Regions from separate parts of the Homo sapiens genome. Here region 1 is linked to region 2. A link is an interaction called in ENCODE POLR2A ChIA-PET data of the cell type or tissue named here. Cell type or tissue: Panc1. All regions are shown on one strand. Links, peaks and the distances in the headings refer to the core of each region. The heading gives the core; the rest is flanking DNA.

Region 1 (8,332 bases), core at 297-8,296, 360 kb after region 2:
CTTTCTTTTATTGAGAAAGGGTCTTGCTCTGTTGCTCAGGCTGGAGTATAGTGGCACAATCATGGCTCACTGCAACCTCAAACTCCTGGGCTCACGCAATCCTCTGGCCTCAGCCTCCCCAGTAGCTGGGACTAGAGGCAGGTGCCACCACACCCACTATTTTTTTTTTCTTTTGGTAGAGATGGAGAGGTGGGTCTTATCTTGCTGCCCAGGACTCTCAAAGTACTGCGATTACAGGCATGATCCACTGCTAAAAAACTACCTAAGATATATGTTCCCTCTTCTACTCCTTGACACTAGTTTCCTTGGAATAGTTTAATTGCTTGCAAGCCCAAATTAAAAAGCAAAATGCAAAAAGGTCAGGAAACTGGCCAAACACAGGTGGCTCACACCTTAATCCCAGTACTTTGGGGGGCCAAGGCAAGAGAACTGCTTGAGCCCAGGAGTTTGAGACCAGCCTGGGAAATGTAGCAAGACCCTGTCTCTATTAAAAAAAAAAAAAAAAGAAGAAGGGGGAGGGGGAGGGGGAGGGGGAGGGGGAGGAGGAGGAGAAGGAGAAGGGGGAGGGGGAGGAGAAGGAGAAGGAGAAGAAGAAGAAGAAGAAGAAGAAGAAGAAGAAGAAGAAGAAGAAGAAGAAGAAGAAGAAGAAATAAAAAGTTGAAAAATAAGGAATTACTGTCTTTCTTGGATTCCATGCTCAGTCAACCATACTGACCTGTCTTGCGCTTTGAGGGCATTCCTTTTTACAACCAGTTTTTCACCTTCCAAATCCCACTAATCTGCCCTATTTCAGTTCATCCATCAGGCCTCCAATTAACGTCACTTCTTCAAGAAAACCTTCCCTGATTATTAGATTGTTATGCCTCTCTGCTACATGGCCCCACAGTTCTCAAAAACCCTTATCTTTCTGTGACCACATAATTTATCATCCACAAGCTATTTGGAGAATGAATGCAGAACTAGTAGTTATGCTGAGACAATAAGCAACACCAGGAATGTACATTCATCCTACCTTATCAGTTTATCTTCCCTGCTTGAGTGAGGAGAGGGTATGACTGTCTTGTTTACCAACTGTTCCCTCAACACTTAGTGCTTAGAATACAAAAGGTGTGGTCTGATAAGCATGAATTTTTATAATGCAAATTAACTTCAAAAAGGAAAATCTTATCCAGACAAAATTAACTACTGTGTTCCCACTCAAATCCTAATACTTTTCTACCCAATACCTTTAATAAAGACCTCTTATCTTGTGTTTACTCCTACCTTTCTCACTCTAAATTCCCTCCCCTCAATCAGAACATAAACTTCATGAGGACAGGAAGTAGGTTTTGTGTTTTGTTCATTGCTGTTTCCTCAGGATCTAGAACAATACCTTTTAATGATAGACACTTAACCCTCATTTATTAGACATATACCCTGAATGGTATTCTCTCTACTTTGCTCTGCCTATCACCACCTGAAAGCTAAGCCACATAACCTATGAAGCCTTCTCAGACAGTACTAGTAAGAAATAATCTCTCCTTCCTCTGCACACAATAGTTTATCTTTCTTAAAATACCTTCTATACTTTACCCTTGTCCTAAAATTATGTGTCTTACGTCTTATTCTTCTTGGTATGCACCACAGTACCCTAGTACAATGCCTGGCACACAGTATCTACAGAATAAAGATCTGTCAAACTGATAAAATGACACTACATATAATTACAGGTATATACAGCATTCAGAAAGCATGCTAGTTTTCCAGAGAACCTCATTTATGTATATATCCCTAGCTCAGGCCATTACTATTGCAACACCATCTGTATCTACTCAGCATCTTCCTCTTGCAATGGGTTATGTGAAGACTATGTACCTTAACTGTTTTGATTCACTTCTCAACACTATGGGCTGTCAAATCAAAGTAAAAGTCCTGATCTCATAACTTTAGTTTATCTAACCAAATCTGTCCACCCCTTATCTAAATATCCACACTCCAGCCTAAGTTCTTCACAATAATTTAAACGGTCTTCAATTATGCCCACCTGTACTTCTTACCTACTAGTCAATCATGCATGCTGTGTCTCCAAGTGGAACATCCTTTAGCATTTTCTACGCAAAAACAGCTCCACTTTCGCACCAAAATTACTAGTCTCAAAGTCTCATTCCTCTTCCTTAGAGGCCTTCCCAGACAGCATTATGTATTCTGAATCACTTCAGTTGGTCTACCAAATTCATTACTTAATATTTGCTCTGTCATTTATAATCACATTTATGTTACTTAATTATATATGTTTGAATTAATGGAGGGAATTCTGCTTTAAATCAAGGATGATGAGCTCACAACAGAATATGCATCTGTAAAAAGAATTTTGATTCAGTGTTGTAGTCTTCAGCATAACAAATACCAGTGGAAGAATAATGTAGTTGTAGACAGCACAAACTGTGAAGGCAAGACTATCTGAGTTCAAATTCTGGCTTTGGTATTTTTTAGTACCTTGGATAACTCACTTAACATCCATGTTCATCAGCTTCATCAGAGTTATTTTAAAAATTACATGAGTTAATACACATAAAATCCTTTAAAAAGCATTTGACACATAAATTCAGCATAATCTTCTATTGTTTTGACTTTTAGCCTCTTACTTATAGCTGAGAATACTGAAGTGCAAAGAATTTAACAACTTGCCAAAAGTCACAGGAACTAGTAAGTTGTGAAGTCAGAAAAGAAATATGAGATTCCTACTAGAGTCTGTCCATTTTATTCAGTATCTTTTCAATAAACTGAAATTTTATTCAATTTGTTTAAGGTCTTCAGGACCATTATATGATTAAAAAATGATAAGATGAAATAAATTTTTAAAAGGAAAAGGAGATTTATAAACTAACTCATGGATTAAGAAAAGAAGAAATATAATAATAACAGAACAGAGAGCACACACAGGCTTATGCTCATGTAAATGGAGGGGACAGGTAAGTATTCCAGAGAACTGGGTTAAGCATATTAGGATGGAGCCAGCCTGGCCAACATGATGAAACCCCATCTCTACTAAAAATACAAAAATTAGTTGGGCGTGGTGGTGAACGCCTGTAATCCTAGCTACTCGGAGGGGCTAAGGCAGAAGAATCACTTGAACCCAGGAGGCAGAGGTTGCAGTGAGCCAAGATTGCACCACTGCACTCCAGCCTGGGTGTCTTTTGAGACTCTGTCTCAAAAGAAAAAATAAATAAATAAAAATAAGAAAGAAAAAATAATATTAGGATGGAGGTAACTGTCAAGCTTTATCTTCCGTTTAAGACATAAAGATGCTCTTGCTTGCATTTTTTAAAATCACTTCTCTTTAGCAGTTTAGAAGTCTTTTTTCAGCTGGGCCCAGTGGCTCACATCTATAATCCCAGCACTTTGGGAGGCTGAAGTGGGTGGACTGCTTGAGCCCAGGAGTTTGAGACCAGCCTCGGCAACATGGCAAGACCCCATCTCTACAAAAAATTTTAAAATTAGCTGGGCGTGGTGGTAGTCCCAGCTACTCAGGAGGCTGAGGCAGGAGGATCAACCTGGGCCCGGGAGGTAGAGGCTGCAGTAAGCCAGCAGCACCACTGCACTCTAGCCTGGGTGACAGAGTGAAATCCAGACTCCCCTCAAAAAAAAAAAAGGAAAGAAAGCCTTCTCTGTTCCATCAAAAGCTCATCACTTCAAAATTAAAAATGTGTGAAATAATTTTTATTTTTTTCACACAGAATTTCAATGTTTACATGTGGACAAAGGAATCACAAATTTCAGAAATTTAATACGGAACTTAGAGGGGTATCAATTTATTTACCATCTACATTTAACTTTTATCCTTTAAATGTCTGAAGGTCATGTTCAGGACCATCACTATTTGCCCTAGGCATTTTCTTAGATAAAACCCAATGGTTACTTAAAATATAAACTCTGTCCTAACAAAAATACTATATATTATATAACCTCTCACTTCCCACTCTAAAAAAAACTCTAAAGGAAAAATACAGGTAATTCAGTTTATCAGGGCAGGAAATTATGTTCCATAAGAACACTATATTTTAGTATATTTGTTAAATAATATCTGTCCCCCTAATTATATGCCCTTTGCTTACAGCTAATCTCTTTGTATGCTCCTACAGGGGCAACCAATATCCAGCTTAGGCCAAAATGAATATCAGTATTAGTAATCGAAAGGCCCTGGTATGTTTATGAATACTTTGTGAAAATATACCACAAAAGTAAATTTCTGAATATTTTACATTTTAAACTTAAAGTGATGATCAAAAAGCAGTAGAAAATGAATACAGAAAATATATGTCCAAAATGTACATTCAATAACACATGTTTTTGTAACCTGAATCCTGTATTTCTTTAGGCCTCCACTATAAAACTGCCAATACAGTCTCAGAAAAAAAAGGAAGACTCTCAAAAATAGGGAGGGATTGCTTTAATAAAACAAGGTAACAAGAATAAAAGGCAAGCTTAATATCCAAAAGACACGGACAGTTGTTCGCCCAATTCCAACTTCCAAAAATAACTGAAATTCCAGGAACTTCAGAAGAAAAAAGCAAATAGAGAAGAACGCAATTCTTCAGCTCTTCAATCTTTTCCAAATTGTTTAACAATGCTATGTGTTTTTTAAAATGTGAATTTTTCTCCCCTTCCTTCAAATTCTGGCAACAGATGCTAAATGTTTTATACTCCACACATTCATATAATGTCCATGCATTAAGCCTACTTTAAAAGGCAAAGGCTAGGTATAAGCTGAGAGGAGTGCTTAAAAAAAAAAAAAAGGCAAAGGCAAGAGAGCAGAAACTGATGTTCGTTCCTTCTCAAATGATAACATACTGAGCTTATCAACATCTCTTGTAAAATTGTCTAGCTCTGGCCGGGCACGGCGGGTCACGCCTGTAGTACCAGCACTTTGAGAGGCCAAGGTGGGTGGATCACCTGAGGTCAGGAGTTCGAAACAAGCCTGGCCAACATGGCAAAACCCTGTCTCTACTAAAAATATAAAAATTAGCCGGGCACAGTGGGTGCCTGTAATCCCAGCTACTTGGGAGGCTGAGTCAGGAGAATGGCTTGAACACAGGAGGTGGGGTTGCAGTGAGCTGAGATCATGCCATTGCACTCTAGCCTGGGTGACAGAGCGAGACTCCATCTCAAAAAAAAAAAAATTTTGTCTAGCTCTGTTACCAGAAGACCATGTCACCAATACTAAACTTTAACTTCTTAAACTCTGGTTTGTGTAAAGTCAAAAGTTGTTCTGGCCTAAGAATTCATTTTATATATCTTGATAACTGGCTTACTGAATTCCCTCTGCTGAATCCAATAAATCTTCCTTACTAAATCTCATTGCTGCTGTACCTCATGAACTCATGTGATCCCAACCTAATCCCAGTTTGAGATCTTTATCTTTGAGGCTCAAAAGTTTTAACCCTTTACTGGGAATGGGCACAGAACAAATTTATTTGACAAGCATTTACTCCATTTCTTCCATCTTATCCTATTCTCTTTGCCCTGATTCATGCTGCAAACATTTACTAGTATCTATTATAAGCTGTGAAAAATGGTAACACTGGAGATACAAATGAAAGGTATTTTCTCTGCCCTTAAGGGGCACATATTCCAGTAGAGGAGACAAATATAAAAACAAATAATTTCTACAAAGTGTAAGAAATTCCATAAAAGAGTTTTATAAAAATTCTACAAGAACAAAAATGGAAGAGAGTAAGCGAAGCTTCACAAAGCAGTTAACATTAGAAATGGGTCTTGAAGAACAGTAAGGTAGGATGGATATGTGTTTGTATGTTTTAGTTGAGATGCTGGAAATGCAGAAAGGATAAGGAAAGCTGACGGCAGTCAAAGTGCTGACTAAAAATATGTTAAAATAGACAACTTAGGATATTAACTATAGTTCCTTTTTACTTTCACTCTTGCAAATTAATTTTAACCATTAATTCACAAGTAAGAATTATCTTACAAGCAATACACACGCACCCAACTTAGAAATGTTGTGTACAAAGTGACTATTAAATGGACAGAACCAGGAAAAGGTATTTTGAGGACAATGGGGAAAATTCAATGCAACCAAACTGATCCTCTATAATAGAAGGGAATAGTTGTGTTACATAAAACTATTCCTAAATGTTGTAGAGAAAAGAATACCAAATTAAAACTCAAGAGAGCTGGATTCAAGTCTCAAACGACACCTGCGCCCTAATTATGACAAAACCTTTTACTTAATTCCTAAACTGTCCCTCAGAGTTAAGATCAAATAAAATGAGTCTGAAAAGTGTTCTGAAAAATGTAAAATGCTACACAAATAAAATCTTACCATCATTATAGTTACATGTGCTAGACTGGAAAAGAACTTTCAAAATCTGTATTTCAGACATATTCAATGCATTACACTAAATTTATGATAAAGAGCCTTTACCCGTTCTACAGATCGTGCCCTCTTCTTTGGCCGAGTAGGCAGCACATCTTCCTTCGGATTGGTGTCTATTGCCCAGTAGGACCCCTAGAGGTAAAGAAATTATATTAACAGTATATTACAGCAAACCTATGATATTAAAATGGATTTTTATAATCCTTTGCATCAAAAGCAAACATTCTGCAAATACAATGGAAAAATAGCACAAGAAACACTTGTTTTGAACTGAGAAAAAGATTATATAAGAAAATATATCCACTTATAATTACATTATTAAAAGAAAACTTTCATAAACTGAAGAATCCAAATCCAAGAACTTCTGCCACACCAAAATTTAGAAAGAAAATGATCAACAAAACACATTTTTTATAGTAATTCTCAATTGAACAGATGATAATTATATGACAATAAAAGAATTTAATGTATAAAGATACTGTAGTTTCTATAGCCCAGGACCTCACAAATCTACATGGTTAGTGAAACATTTTTAAAGACAAACTGCTTGAACACATTTTATATAGTAAGTGTTCCTGAGAAGCAATGATACGTACATAAACTTTTTACTGCTTACTCTGTCGTGACTTAACTATTCTCTCTTACTTTTTGAGACAAGTTATCACAGCATTCATTTGAAAATATGTATGGAGCACCTACTGTGTTCCAGGTACTCAGAAACTGTGACTCTCCAAAAAAAAAAAAAAAACTTTGGAAAAGCATAGATCCATAGATAATATAAGTTTGCAAATATTATACAAACAAGAAGAGCAAAACACAGAAAGATAAAGTGGCTTTCCCATTCAAAGTTGTGAGAACCAGGAACAAAAACAAACAGAAACAAAGTCTGGATTTTTAGCTCTTTTTCCCTCAATTATCCTGCCTCTATACACACACACATGGGGGAGGAAAGCATGAAAGAGGGGAGTTCAAGAAAGGGAAAGAGGGAAGGGAGGAAGATATGCATTTCAGAAACAGAAACACAATGTATATCCTAGTTTTACAATTAATCCCAGTGATCATATCCAAATTTAGTCTTCACCTCTACTATCTCATTAATCTTCCTAGGCCGTTTTTTAAGGCAACGCTTAACAATGAGGGGAAATACAACCCTCACCTATCAATCCTCACACTTTATGCCCAACACGAATCATCTCCTTATACTTTCTTGAACATACCATGTTGTTTATCTGTTCCTGTCCTACACGCTGACCTCACTACTTGTAATACCTACCATACCAATGACAAACTCATATTCCACCTTCAAATTTTACCTCGGATTATCCAAAGGAATCCTTTTCTGACCGTCCTGCCATACCCAAGAATTCATCACTCTCTCCCTCTGCAAGATCTCTACACTTTTTACACATTTAGACCATTGTTTGCAAATTAACATTCAATTCTGTTTACAGGTCTGTATCCCCTTCTAGGCTATAAATTCCTTATGGATAGGGACTATTTTACTCGTTTCTATATCCACAGTGCCAGTCACAATGTCAGACACAAAGCAAGTACTCAATTAACATCTGTCGAAATGAGAAGGGAAAAAAAGCTGTTTAACAAACTGCACCAAGAATATCAGTGTACAGGGTACTACTATGTACATGTCAGTGTACACTGTTGGGGTACAAGGTAGGTGTGTACGTCTCAGATTCTGGTCTATGTAGGTACCTGAGCTTAATGTTCATTTCATCGCCCAGCTACTGCTGGGGTATTTCTATGTTATCTTTTCAAAACGGTCACTACATTTCAGCTAAGGAGTCTACCAGATGTGGTAAGAACCTGCTAGGTAGGAACTACAAACTTGCCAAGAACCCTATAAAATGCAGATGCTACAAAAAGCACTAAAAATGGGAAAACAATGATTTTGGGAATAGGTTTGGCTAGCAAGTTTCAGAATAAATGCAAGGGGGAAAAATT
Region 2 (8,332 bases), core at 82-8,081:
TTTCATTTGCCTTGTTCCTCTTGCGAATTGCCTGTTCATGTTTAAAAAGGAAGCCCGTTTTCATAATTAGATGCAGCAGAGTAGGTGGCCTCAAAGTGAACTCCCTACCGCTGGGAAGGGTTGAGCAGGGCCAGGTGGTTGCCCATCAGGGAACTGGGCATCTCTGTGCCTTGTGGACAGCAGAACTGGATGAGCTCTGAAGTCCTTTATTACACTGGGATCATTTCACTCTTGTCCAGACCAGCAAAGGTAGCAGGCAAACCTCAAAGAAAAGATGGCTTGCGGATCAACAACTGGATTCTGAAGACCTCCACCAGGATTTCCCAAGGTGGATTTGATGCCTAAACATCTCTCATAAGCTTCTGCATAAAGACACCCCAGTTATATCGGAGAGAAGAGTCAAATCGACATGGTTATGCCTCTAGTAGCTACAGCATGCCACAGTGGGGGAATTCCTTAAATCTCCCCCTTGACAAGATGGAAAACCTTCGTGGTCATAGATCAAATCCTACCACAACAAACATGTTCATAATCAAGGTCAGCATAGCACAAAGACTCCTAAGGTGGGGCCAGTGGTCTGTTTATCTCAAGCTATAACTTTTTTCCCTGCTTTGCATTTGGCTTTGGTACAAGAATTTGACATAAACACCCTCCTAACCCCACTCCCCTACAGGTATTTACATAGCAATTTTCTCCTGAGCTGGTCAAAACCCTGCTAGGACTTGGAGAATTCCATTGTGTTTGTAGTAAGCAGACACCTGGAGCCAGATAGCTCTTAGAGAATAAACTATTCTTGGATTGGAAAGGGATCTGAATGTATCTGACGCCCTCCTTTTGCAAAAATTTTGCAGTGTTTTCAGAGGACCTTCTACATTTTCACTAAGGGGATATTTCCCCCTAATATCTCCACCATTGCCATTGTTGGAGTTTCCTGCTGGGTCTGGCCCCCACAGGTATAATGCCAGCTGGAAACAGAACACTCACATCTCTTAAATTACTCCACTAACGAAGAAGTCACACGTGGAATTAGAATTCTGGCTAATTTTCCTGTGGGCACACCTTAAGCACACAAACCTGAAAGCAGCAGAGCAGCGAAACTGGCAGCCAAAATAAAGCAAAAAGAAGAACATCTTCCAGGAGGGAGGTGGAATCAGATTGAGGCAAAGCCAGGACTAGGTTCTTGGCAACGTGATTAAAATCCCGAACTACGAGGGAGGAGAGGCCTTGCTGCCAGCCCCTCAGCACACTCGAGCCAGGGCACTGGAGGTGGGTGGTGGTTAAAAGCTGTGTGCCATTCACAGCCTATAGCACTGCCTGTGTCCGTCAGTATGGGCAGAATGGCTAATGACTCCAAATAAAACTCCTACACCATGCTCCATCTGGGGACCATGTTATAGCTGAATACACAAAGTCACTTTGTAGCTTGCCCGATAAGTCCACTTTAATTCCTCCAAAATAATTCATGGAGGCCTGTGAGCACACTGCACCAGGCCAAGCACTAGGGTTATAAAAAAGAAATGAAAAAAGAAAAACCTAGTTGCTCTACTCTAAGGGCTTATGATTTAACCAAGGAGATGAGATTCACAATGGTAGCTGGCAATACGGTAAATCAAGGCACAAAGAATCCAGGAGTGTGTTCTGCTAGAGGCCCAAGAGGGCAGCTGGCATTTTCAGGAGGATGCAGGTCAGCCTTTATGGGAAAATGGATTGAGTTTACCTTGAAGGGTGGGGAAATTTTAGGCAGGTGGCTAAGAAGTGAGCTGGCCTCTGGGGATGTGGGGAGACTGTGAGCGCCGCATGAGACAGGCTCTGCATCCTGCACATGCTGCCTGCATTTCCAGCCCTGGGAGGAGGATTTGTGCAAGGGAGGCAGAGATGAGAGCGTTGATAGGAAGGAAGGAGGCCAGATTTCAGAGAGGTCTGAATCCCACACAGAGAAGCTTGGGCTTTCTCCAATAAGCTGCAGGGAGCAGTTGGAGACTTGTGAACAGCAGATTAACATAATTAAATAAAAACTTCAAGACTTTAGCTTTTTGTGGGGATGCAGACTAGACGAGAGGTGATGAGAACATTAGAAAGCTTTTACAGTGTAGACCAGGCTGGCCACGGTGTTGGCAACGGGAGAGAAAGAAATAGATCTGGAAGATACCACAAAGCAAATATCTAAAGGGCTTGGAAACAAATTTGGCCGGGGGGCGGATGAAGGATGAGTCAGGGGCAGTTCTGAATTTTAAAACTTGGGGGATGTGAGGTGGAGGTGGCATCGTCAGACATAAAGACACAGGTTCGAGCAGCTTTACAAGAACTTAAAAAGGCCAGACCACCCAAAGGTGGCACTGACTGGAAGCACGAGGCTACGGACAATGCTTCCTCATTTCAAAGGGGAGTTAACAAGTTAAGTGAAGTTTTATCCACCAATGAAATGGCTGTCTGTCCAAACAAATAAGCAACAAGTGTGGGCTCTGCACTCCTCTCCACCTCTCTTGCTCCTTCCGTTGATGCTCCCCTAACATTTATCTGACCATAAGCTAAGAGCAGTCATGAGAACAAGATAGAAATCCTCAGAAATCCAGAACTCTAATCCTTCCTTCTGCTGAAATACTGTAGGGCTTAGTTATTTTCACACTTATGCATATGCTTCAGTGTGTAAGAACTGAGTCATTGTTTTCTTTTCTCCTCCCCTCTCCCCTCTCTTTCCCTCCTCTTTGCCACCCAGCACCTCCTCTGCCTCCACCCCCAAGCCACTGCAAACATCCTGGCATGCATCTCTCCCCATCCATTTCTGCATGGCTGTCAACATTTCCCATTCCCTCCAAGCTTGCCTCCTGCCTCCTATTTCTTTAGACACACTGGGAGTCTAAGAAATGAACTACAGATTCAACAGGACTGTGGACCACAGATCTTGACAAAGACAGGCAGCTTGTTGTGAAAAGAGAATTGGAGGGCAGGTCAGAGACTTAGGTTTTAGGAGTCAGGCAAGGGAATCAGATAAAGATCCCTGAAAACAAGGGATATCATCACTGCCCAGCTTTACTGACGTAGAGACAAGTTTTCTCACTTGGCAGATATAGACGGAAGATAAGCAGGTTCCCTTTCAGATGGTAACCCCAAGTGCAGTGGCTCACAGCTGCAGTTATTCTGAATGGCAGCGGGAGGGAAGGAAACAATGAATGCACACACACACAAGAGCAATGCTTAAGGTGAAATGGACTTGAACAGTCTCAAATGCACACCTCCTCCAGTTCCTGGAAGGCAAGGATGAGTCAAACAGAAGTTGAATTTCACAGGCGTTCCTCCTCCACTGTCACATACGTTCCCAGACGCAGAGTCATCTGTGCACATGTCACCCAGCATCGACTGCTACCAGCAACTGCCTCCTGGGAAGTTAAGCTGCAGGGTCAGATCTGCTTCTGCTGGGGAGCTGAAAGTAAACTGCGTAAGGTGGGGGTGATCCCAGTAATGTGAGGGCAGGAAAAAGCAGAGAACGCTGGAAAAGGATGGCAGGAATTAACATGGCTCTGAAGAGAGGAGCCAAGGATCACCTGATCTGTAGAGCCTGGAATCTGCAGTTATTTCTAGTTTCCTAGACAACCCTGACTAAACTAGGAAGACATCTGAACTCCGGCTCAAAAATAATATAGGTTCTTGGAATGGGACAAAAGAAGAAAGGAAAGGGGAGGTGATACCATGTGCCAGTTCAGGGAGTGGGGACCAGACCTTCAGAGAAAGGAAGGTCTTCCCAAATGGAAGCTGAAATCCCAGTGGGCATTATGCTTTCTGTACTTTTGCATTTGTAGCCAAGAGCATGATTCTAATTCTGGTTCTCCAGCGGAGGTGCGGGCAGCACATGTGCATGAGTTCGTCAAAATTGATCTAACGGCACACATAAGATCTGTACATTTCACTGTATGTAAATTAGATCCTAGTAATTCTACCTCTCTCAATTAGTTGGTTGTGTGACCTTGGACAAGTCATTTAAATTTTTGTAGTCCAGGATTCTCCATCTGTCAAGCTGAAGCTAAGAAGCTGGCCTCTAAGTTTCTCCCTGGCTCTAAAATTTACGATTGTGAGAGCTGATTATTGCAGGAAATGAGCAAATACATCCAGATTAAGAAGGGCCGCAACTATTGATAGAAGCTAAGAAGAATTTCTGAATGGGATTAGCCATCTGCAGAAAATTCCCCCTAAATCATCCATCCTGGAATCAGACGTGGAGAGAGGTGAAGATTCCATCCTCTGCACCAAAAGGAAGTGGCAGCCCCTCCTGGCTCTGCATTTTCCCCTCCTTCCCATCCGCTCTCCCCTACAGACTCTCTAAATTCTTCCACTGGAGATTCCCCAAGGGCTCAGGATTGGGACAGGCCTTTTCTTCCCTTCCTTCCAAATTTCCTTTGGGTTTATAGCACCCTGGTCGGGTTCACAGGAAGGGAAAGGAGAGGGAAGAAACCATTCACATTTGGGTGTGCGTAGCAAGCAGAGAGCTGGAGGGTTACAGAAACTTAGAGGAGGTCAGAGCCAGACAATCATCTCCCCATCCTATGTCTTATGGATAAGAAAATGAAGATGCAGAAAACTAGTGTGACTTCTCACCATTTCTAAAGCCCCGGAAAGAACAGATCAAGGAGGCAGCTGTGGCCATCTTCAGGCTGGTTCTTTCACATAGAGATGCTCCTACTTACTCCATAAATAGTTTGTCATGGGCAACTTTCAGACAGAGGAGCTGGAACTACCCTAACCGGGCACTGGAACATGTGTAAGTAGACCACCTGGCTCACCTGTTTCTCTTCTCAGAGGGGCTCTGAGTCATGAGGAGAACCTCTGGATATGCAGAATGGATAAACTGCTTCTGTCAGGATGGAAAGGAATTCACAGATGTCTTGCCAGCAGCTAACCAGTGACACAGCTGAATGGTAGCAGGCCCATGGAAACACTCTGGATAAGAAAGACTATCAAAGGAGCATCAGGTCCAGATTGCAAATTGCTTTAGCAGCTAACATAGGCATAAAGACAGAACGACCCACTCTAATCCAAGGGGGTTACGCTTCAGCGCTGGCTGCCTCTGACTCTCACCCTTGACCCAGCCCATTCATCAGTATGTTGATAAGCAGATTCTCTTCACAGAGCTCCTTAATCTGGTTTCCCAGGGAGGTCTTGCAGAGATTAATGAGAGCACTGTGCTTCCTGCCAGTTTTTGAGGCTGGGACAGTTAAACAGCAAGGGTGAAGGAGCTTGTCATAAAGTACACAAACCATCCCATCATTGGACTTGACCCCATTAGGTGGTTAACTCAAACATCTTCTCAATGTAGACACTTGGATCTATTTTTTTTATTCACTCTCTCCTTGGTAGCCAGCAAAATTAAAGCCCTTCCTCATATCATCGTTCACGCCATCTTTTATAATAGTCACAGCCACAACAGCAGCTGGGGCTAAACAAAGATTAGGAGCAATAAGGATCAGATGGGACAGACAGGAGATCTGGTCCTACCAAGGGGCATCACCAATGAGCTGGACCCACTGTGCAGCCCACCTGTCAAATGCCATTTGCCACCTCTGGCGGTGATAGCAGGGGCAGCTGGGGCTGAATCCATGAATCCTGAGGTCTCACAGAAGTACAGCCACCCCTGTCATCTAGCCCCTCCCCTCAGAATATGCTCTGGGGAGCTGTCACATCCCACACTGCAGGCTGATGGAAGACACAGACACACTCTTGGGTCCTGGCATTATCGCTGTTTCCTCTGGTTACCTTTAAAGAAGGGCGTCTCTGAGTGCTGGGTCCTCCACTGGAAATAATGTGGGGAAACTGGATGAGCTCTGCAGAGATGAGAATTATTTTGAAGCAAAGTAAGAAATGACCAGGGAACTCTAGATTGGAATACAGCTTGTGAATTCCTAGGTAGGTGTAGACTCAAGAGTTTATAGGAACTTATATTTGCTGTTATTTTTTAAAAGTCTTAAAAGTTAAAATTTACAGCAATAGCAAGAAGGAGGACAAAGTGCAACAGCTTTAACTATGAGCTAATACCAAGGTTAACACTATCTGTCCATTACACGTAGCTTTGGGATTTGGCAAAAAGGAAAAAAAACCACATAACACGGAGCTTTGAGCTCATAAATAGGTCCCAAAGACTTGACAAATAAACTAACAAGGCTTTTATGGTAGAAGGGAGCATCGAAATCTGAGGCCTTCTGTGCCTTCTCTCCCCGCTGCTGTGATGGCAGCTGGCAACTGGGCCCTACTGTCCATTAACAAAACAGAGAGACGGATAACTATCCAGCCGAGGCCAGCTTCCTCACACCAGGCAGATCCACAGTGGACTCTCAGGAATCTTCAGCACCCTTTACACCAGCAGTGGTCAAAGTGGGGGGTGCAGCTGCCTTGGGACTGAGAGATGGGGATGGACACATCTGCAGGGAGGGGTCAGGCTCTAGCCCCTTTCCCCAGGCCACCACTCCTCAGAGGCTGGTCCTCCACCCCAGCTTCAGGGACAGGGGATGCATGGTGGAAACCACTGCAGCTGCTGCATTAGCAACCTTCAAGAGCCAAAGATTCTCTTCTCTCTAGCCAGAGAGGGAAGGCAAACAGGTTAGGGTGACCTGCAGCTCAGGGTCGGCCCCAGGCCAGGCCACTGCCTGTACTGACTCCTGGGCCTCTATGCAGTGCACTCCACTTTCTAGGGCAGGCTGCTTGCCAAGGATTCACAGTGGACCTGGCTGCTCCCTGTGGGACTCACTGGATCTGGACCCAGGACCAAGCCTGCTTGCCAGGAGCAGAAGGTCAGGTTGGTTTAAAAAGGTAACCTCTGTCCTTTCCCAGTTCCGTTCCTTTCTCTTCCCCAGCTACCTCCTCCTCTTCTCCAAATCAGCCTTCTCTTGGCTCAGTTTCTGACCTTGGGTATTTTCCCCAAGGAACACATCCGACCATCAGGCACTCAAAGGAGCATGAGCCTAGTCTTTTCCTCAAGCAAATCACCCCGGTACAGTCAGCAGCTGCAGAGCACAGGGAGCTCCTGGCATGCTAAAGGTCATTTACAGATCACTGAAAAATCTGGACAAGATGCTAATGTCCCAGCTCAATGCCCATGTCCTGACTTAAACCTTGACTGTGTCTTAAGGACACTCAACGTCAGGATACCTATGACAGAAAGAGGGACTTCTGAGTATTTCAGGCATAACAGGCAAAACAGACATCTTTAAAGCTTGCAAAATATATGATTCTGTCATTCCTCTGCATCCTCACCACCACCATGATGGAGAGCCAGGGCCAGTCTTTCCAATCATCACTCAAGCTTCCAGTGGCTATTGGGCACTCTCCCTCTTAGAGAGGGGACACTCCAGCAGGAACTCCAGGTAGAGAGCTGTTCTGCAGTGGGCATTTCTAGCTCAGGGCCAGCCTCCGAGACTCTCCAGGAGTGGCATGAAATGAGGTGGATGGGGCTTCCTTGTCCTGGCCATCATGTGCCTACAGCAGGCATTGGCAAGCTTTTTCTATAAAGGGCCAGAAAGGGTTATGGACCATCTTCTTTGATGTTTTTATTTTACAACTCTTTAGAAATGTAAGAATCATCCTTAGTTTGAGGTGCCATATAAAAACAGGCGGCAGGCAAATTTGGCTCACAAGCAGGCTGCAGTTTGCAGACCCCCTCCTAGAGGAAGATGCTGAGGCCTCACCAAGCAGCCCCTCCCCACCTTCCCTCTCTAGCCTGACTCCTCCAGACTCATTCCAGCTGCACGTGGCACCTGTACTAGGCCGCAGGATGGCCTTCTTGCTGCAGGCATTTCAATGAGAAAATATGCTGCATGGATCATGAGTGATTCTGTCTCCCTCGTGCTTAACCTTGGAAGCACAAGGCCCTGCTGGCCTCACCTCAAGGTCTCACCTGCCCATACTCATGCGACCTTGTCCACCATCTCTCCACTACGAGGTGCCATCTGGTAAATGGCCTAACTTGGGTTCTTCCTCCCACGCCTCCTGTGTAGGTTCAGGGCAGGGAGACCAAGGTAAATCCTGTCAGTTCTATCTGAAGGCAGAGCCTGGATCCAATCACTTCCCACCCCTCCAATGCTATCACCTAGAACACAGCCACAGCCTCCCATCTGGACTCCCTGCTTCGATCTCTGCCCTCCCCCCTCCCCTTCCAAAAGCTCCCAGAGGCTTTCCATCTCACTCAAAATAAAAGCCAATGTCTCTGAGCAGTGAAAGCCACCCACCATGGTCATCCAGGTCCTATCACTGACCTGCTGAGCCCCAACTGGCCCGCATGGCCACCTGGCTGGCCTCAGTGCCTCCTCTTTCCCCTAGCTGATACTAACTCCAGCCACACTGGCCTCCT

What was found. Peaks named below come from ENCODE experiments on the same cell type or tissue, not always from the same donor. Only the 100,000 strongest peaks of a DNase experiment are listed, where the experiment ranks them.
Region 1: POLR2A ChIA-PET joins it to region 2 with 5 read pairs; 1 of 35 experiments calls an interaction of 5 or more read pairs at or near these places.

Annotation. Positions count from the first base shown.
Region 1 is chr1:42,221,462-42,229,793 of GRCh38, forward strand. FOXJ3 (forkhead box J3) reads right to left here. Exons shown (of 13, transcript NM_014947.5): 5 at 6,422-6,505. Among named protein-coding and RNA genes, the nearest start is that of GUCA2A, 61 kb to the left of the region's middle. In Panc1, for the core only: no CTCF peak of the experiment used is centred there; no DNase peak of the experiment used is centred there; H3K27ac peaks cover 426 bases.
Region 2 is chr1:41,859,803-41,868,134 of GRCh38, forward strand. All of the region lies in intron 1 of HIVEP3 (HIVEP zinc finger 3), which reads right to left. Among named protein-coding and RNA genes, the nearest start is that of HIVEP3, 55 kb to the right of the region's middle. In Panc1, for the core only: no CTCF peak of the experiment used is centred there; DNase peaks (open chromatin) are centred at 2,639 and 3,269; H3K4me3 peaks cover 330 bases; H3K27ac peaks cover 4,921 bases; H3K27me3 peaks cover 178 bases.